2 separate regions of the Homo sapiens genome follow, and region 2 is linked to region 1. Evidence: read pairs that join two places in POLR2A ChIA-PET (ENCODE). Cell type or tissue: PC-9. All regions are shown on one strand. Links, peaks and the distances in the headings refer to the core of each region. The heading gives the core; the rest is flanking DNA.

Region 1 (2,806 bases), core at 223-2,722:
TAAAAAAAAATACAAAAAATTAGTTGGGCGTGGTGGTGGGTGCCTGTAATCCCAGCTACTCGGGAAGCTGAGGCAGGAGAATCGCTTGAACCCGGGAGGAGGAGGTTGCAGTGAGCCGAGATGGCCACTGCACTGCAGCCTGGGTGACAGTGTGAGACTGTCTCTCAATGAAACAAACAAAAAGAATACATAGCTAGGACTTCAGATTTCTGCCACCAGAGGGCAGTATACCCTAATTCAGGGTGTTTTGGACGAATTGTGCCCCCTGCTGCCCAAATTCATGTTTGAAGTCCCAAGCCCCAGTACCTCAGAATATGACTGTAAATTAAATTAAACTGAATTAAAATGACACTATTAGGGTGGGGCCCTAACTCAGTATGACTCATGTCCTTAGAAGAAGAAGAAGAGACACCAGGAGTGCAAGTGCACAGAGGGATGGCCATCTGAAGAGCCAGCAAGAGGGCAGCCATTGGTAAGCAGAGAGGCCTTAGAGGAAACCAACCCTGCTGGCAACTGTGAACAAATAAATTTCTGTTGTTTAAGCTGCCCAATCCCTAGTATTTTGTTATGGTGGCCCTAGCAAACTAATACTCAAGGTTCAGCTCTTAGGGGTAATGAAAACCTTTTAAAAGCTGAATCTATGAATAGGAATATAGATAAAGCAAAAACATACAGACAGACATATATTGTAGGGTAGCAGGGAAATCATAAAGCTCAAGAGACAGACCTGGATCTGATTACCAGCTTAGTTACATAACGCTGGTGTGATCTGGTATTTAACTTCTCTGACTCTATTTCCTCATTTGTAAGAGGCAATAATTCCCACACAGCAAAAGGTGTTGGAAGGATTAAATGAAGAAAAATCATATGGCAGAGGCAAGTGCACACACTATGTTCTTAAATGTTGGTGAGTCTGAACACTACATCTATCCACCTGGGGAAAAGCATTTAATGCAGGAGACCCATTCTTAAATGCAACATTCATGAGAAATTAATAAACTATGATTCTAATTTACAAACCATTTACTTGCAAATTGATTGGCATAAATTAATTCATCAATTCTTGATAACCCTAAGCTGAGAAAAAGAATCCACAAACTGGCCAGGCACAATGGCTCATGCCTATAAACCCAGCATTTTGGGAGGCCAAGGCAGGTGGATCACGAGGTCAAGAGATGGAGACCATCCTGGCCAACATGGTGAAGTCCCATCCTACTAAAAATACAAAAATTAGCTGGGCATGGTGGAGCACGCCTGTAGTCCCAGCTACTCGAGAGGCTGAGGCAGGAGAATTGCTTGAACCCGGGAGGCGGAAGTTGCAGTCAGCCGAGATCACGCCACTGCACTCCAGCCTGGTGACAGAGTGAGACTCTGTCTCCAAAAAAAAAAAAAAAAAAGAATCCAAGAACCAAGTTCTGGGAAAGATGTGATCATACCAAGCCCACAGCCCTTTCTCACATTACTATGGAATGAGTCATTTGTAGTTTCAAAAAAGAAAAGAGAAAAATTAGCTCAGGGATAACTCAAGGGCTAAAAGTTTAACACCCTGACTCACAACTTACCCCTACTGTTCCAGTTTTTAATTTGAATTTGCTTCCTCCTTTCATGGCACCAAATAGAGGCAATGTAAGCTTTTTAGCTTTGTTTTCTGCACCTGTAGTCTGAGTTTCAGTCCTAGGAAGAAAGAATAATTATACACATCTATTCCAGGGAGTCCCAAGGTTTTATCTAAAAATACCATGATACTGACAAAGAAACCTCTGGCAAAATAAAAATTACCACAAAATGAATATCTAAGCATATAACAATAAGAAAGAGGTATTCAGACCAACAGATTTTGAATGGACAAGAACAATGCTGACTGTCACAGACACAGAGCTATGATGAGGCTGCTCCCTTAGTCAAGTAATTTGCCACATGCTACATGACTTCACACCCATGAAATGACTACAGTACAAAGGTCACTGGCAAAGGAGAACATATAAGCAGCAGGAGATTGATCCATGGTGTAAAGCCCTACTTCCCACCAACCTCTGAAGAGTGTCTTACTTATCTGGAGCTCCCACTTAAGCGCAATAGCTCTGAGCACTTAAAAAAAAAAGTGTGCATGGGGATGGGGGTACAGTATGCAGGATACCCAGTGTAGTAATGACAAAGATATAGTGAGAGACTGCAACTGCTGAGCCTGTCAACATTCTCAACGGCTGGAGATAGTTAGAAAAGCTAAGCCCATTAGGACAAAGCTGAGGAAGGGTATAAAGAAGAGATAGTAGAAATTAGAAAGGCAGGGGGAGAACAGAGCAAAAACAAAAGGGATAGCAATTCAGTTGACAAGATACTCAGAGCAGGCAGAGGTGACAATGAGAATATGGCATGAGGAGACAGAGGAAACCCCAGAATAAGCATACTAGACTGAAAAGAAAGCCCTCTGTTTTCTTCATATTGACCATGGGACAGCCCTGAAAACTGGAATATAAGGACAGTAATGGCATTCGACTCACAGTGACCCATACCAGATGTTAGCTACCTGGCCCTCCCTGAAGCCCCACTTGCTACTACTGCCTTCTTTTACCTAAGTCTTATCCCCTTAGTAGCACTCTTAAGTCCAGCCTCAAGCCCCTTTCTCCCTACCAGAGATAAAACCCATTCCCTTGCTAAGGCCACCAGAAGAATGCTGCCTGCCTGGCCATGAAGGACATTTTGTCAAATCATTATCCTTCACACCCTTCCCCACAGGCCTCAGGAAGGCTCTGGCATAGAAAGACAGAAGCAACAGCAACACAGATGTTTTCAGCTACATTAAAAA
Region 2 (2,806 bases), core at 289-2,788, 320 kb after region 1:
CAGCCTCCTACCTGCTGATTCCTGCAGCCTCCTATGTGCTCCCAGAGGTAAGTACAGAGGAAAAGGACTCCAAAGTTGGCGGTGAAAAGGTGTAGTAGTATAGACATAATCTCACCTTCCCAAAGTTACAGTTTTGTTTTTGTTTTGAGATAAGGATGGAGTGCAGCGACGTGATCACAGCTCACTGCAGTCTTGACCTCCTGGGCTCAGGTGATCTTCCCACCTCCGCCTCTGAGTAGCTGGGACTACTGGTGTGTGCCACCATGCCCAGCTAGTTTTTTATTTTTCTTGTAGAGATGGGATATCGCTACATTGCCCAGGCTGGAACTCCTGGGCTCAAGCAGTTCCCCCTGTCTCGGCCTCCCAAAGTACTGGGATCATAGGCATGAGCCACTGTGCCCAGCCACAATTATTTAAAAATATTAGAATTATATAGCCCTGGCTTGGTGCCATGGCTCAATGCCTGCAATCTCAGCACTAAGGCAGGAGGATCACTTGAGCCCAGGAGTTCAAGACCAGCCTGCTCAACATAATGAGACCCTGTACACACACACACACACACACACACACACACACACACACACACACACCCCACCCCACCCCCACCCCGGGCATGGTGGCATGCGCATGTAGTTCCAGCTACTTAGGCTGAGGTGAGAGGACTGCTTGAGTGCGTGCGCGCGCGCACGCACACACACACACACACACACAGCTACTTAGGAGGCTGAGGTGAGAGGACTGCTTGAACACACACACACACACACACACCCGGGCATGGTGGCATGCGCATGTAGTTCCAGCTACTTAGGAGGCTGAGGTGAGAGGACTGCTTGAGCCCAGGAGGTTGAGGCTACAGTGAGCTGTCATTGCACCACTGCACTCCAGCCTGGGTGACAGAATGAAACCCTGTGTCAAAAAAAATAATTATATAGCTCTGTTTCTATTTAATTGGAAAAACACTGACAGTATATTACAGCAGTCTAGCTATTGCAAAAACATTACATTAAACTAGCAACCAGGAAGAGGGAACAAGACAAAAGTAACTTCAAAGTTTACTTTTCCTGTGGGAGATTTGGTGGGTCAGTGGTCAGGTGTTTTCACAGAAGAAAAGCCATCATTAAGATTTATTAGGCCGGGCACAGTGGCTCAAGCCTGTAATTCCAGCACTTTGGGAGGCCGAGGAGGGCAGTTCACGAGGTCAGGAGTTCACAATCATCCTGGCTAACACAGTGAAACCCCGTCTCTACTAAAAATACAAAAAATTAGCCGGGCGTGGTGGTGGGCGCCTGTAGTCCCAGCTAATCTGGAGGCTGAGTCAGGAGAATGGCGTGAACCCAGGAGGCAGAGCTTGCAGTGAGCCGAGATCATGCCACTGCACTCCAGCCTGGGCGACAGAGCGAGACTCCATCTCAAAAAAAAAAAAAAAAAGGATTTATTAATTGCCGGACTCAGTGGCTCACGCCTGTTATCCTGGCACTTTGGGTGGCTGAGGCGGGCAGATCACCTGAGGTTGGGAGTTCGAGACCAGCCTGACCAACGTGGAGAAACCCCGTCTCTACTAAAAATATAAAAATACAACAAATCAGCTGGGAGTGGTGGTGCATGCCTGTAATCCCAGCTACTCGGGAGGCTGAGGCAGGAGAATCACTTGAACCCAGGAGGCAGAGGTTGTGGTGAGCCGAGATCGCGCCATTGCACTCCAGCCTGGGCAACAAGAGCAGAACTTCATCTCAAAGAAAAAAAAAAAAAAGATTTATTACTTGTTGTCTGTTTTTGTTTCTTTCCCTTCTTTTCACAGGTGTTGAGATTTATTACTTGTCTTAATGTTGCTGTCCTGTAAGTAGGGGACCTTATTTTGCATTGATACAACAATGACATTTTTTTCTTCCTCTTCTCCTGTGAAACAGGTTTCCAAGGTGCTATTGGGAGCTCATGCACTCTTGGCCAACGGGTCTGTGATGTCACGGGTAGGGACAGCACAGTTAGCCCTGGTGGCTCGAGCCCATAATGTACCAGTGCTGGTTTGCTGTGAAACATACAAGTTCTGTGAGCGTGTGCAGACTGATGCCTTTGTCTCTAATGAGCTAGGTAAGGAGGCAAAAGAGAAGCCTCCAGCTACCTGTGAAGACTTGAGAGGGAGGGAGAGGGGCGGATAAACTAGAACTTCTTTTCTGAAAGAACATAATGGGTACGCCTTCCATTGCAGATGACCCTGATGATCTGCAATGTAAGCGGGGAGAACATGTTGCGCTGGCTAACTGGCAGAACCACGCATCCCTACGGTTGTTGAATCTAGTCTATGATGTGACTCCCCCAGAGCTTGTGGATCTGGTGATCACGGAGCTGGGGATGATCCCTTGCAGTTCTGTACCTGTTGTTCTACGAGTCAAGAGCAGTGACCAGTGACGGGGGAAACACAGGGTTAATAAATGCCATACTCCCTACCCTCAGCAACTCTGCTGCCTTTGTTTCTCTTTTAGCATCTCCACCACTTAAGTTAGGAGTCCAGACTTCACAACCCCTTTTATCACCTGCTACTCAGACCTTTGTGAAGACCTGCTCAAGTAACTAGCTCCATGCCAGTACATTGGGACTAACCTGAAGACCCGTATAAAGAACCAAAACTACCCAAATCAATCATTCACTGAGCATCTACATGCCAGACACTAAACTGGGTGTGAGGAGGAATATGAAAACAAATAGTCCTGGGCTGAGTGCAGTGACTCATTCCTGTAATCTCAGCATTTTGGGAGGCTAAGGCAGGAGGATTGTTTGAGCCCAGAGGTTTGAGACCAGCCTGGGCAAC

Evidence for each region. ChIA-PET counts read pairs that join two places held together with the same protein. Peaks named below come from ENCODE experiments on the same cell type or tissue, not always from the same donor. Only the 100,000 strongest peaks of a DNase experiment are listed, where the experiment ranks them.
Region 2: POLR2A ChIA-PET joins it to region 1 with 6 read pairs; 4 of 35 experiments call an interaction of 5 or more read pairs at or near these places.

The regions. Positions count from the first base shown.
Region 1 is chr2:27,681,116-27,683,921 of GRCh38, reverse strand. It overlaps SLC4A1AP (solute carrier family 4 member 1 adaptor protein), which reads right to left. Exons shown (of 14, transcript NM_018158.3): 9 at 1,563-1,674. Among named protein-coding and RNA genes, the nearest start is that of SLC4A1AP, 19 kb to the right of the region's middle. RefSeq lists an enhancer at 1,058-2,257. In PC-9, for the core only: a CTCF peak has its summit at 256 (motif pointing right); DNase peaks (open chromatin) are centred at 271, 1,491 and 1,941; H3K27ac peaks cover 2,500 bases.
Region 2 is chr2:27,364,000-27,366,805 of GRCh38, reverse strand. EIF2B4 (eukaryotic translation initiation factor 2B subunit delta) reads left to right here. Exons shown (of 13, transcript NM_001034116.2): 11 at 1-47; 12 at 1,908-2,088; 13 at 2,207-2,454. The coding sequence ends at 2,406. The region is part of intron 3 of GTF3C2-AS2 (GTF3C2 antisense RNA 2); the gene reads right to left. Among named protein-coding and RNA genes, the nearest start is that of EIF2B4, 4.9 kb to the left of the region's middle. In PC-9, for the core only: no CTCF peak of the experiment used is centred there; no DNase peak of the experiment used is centred there.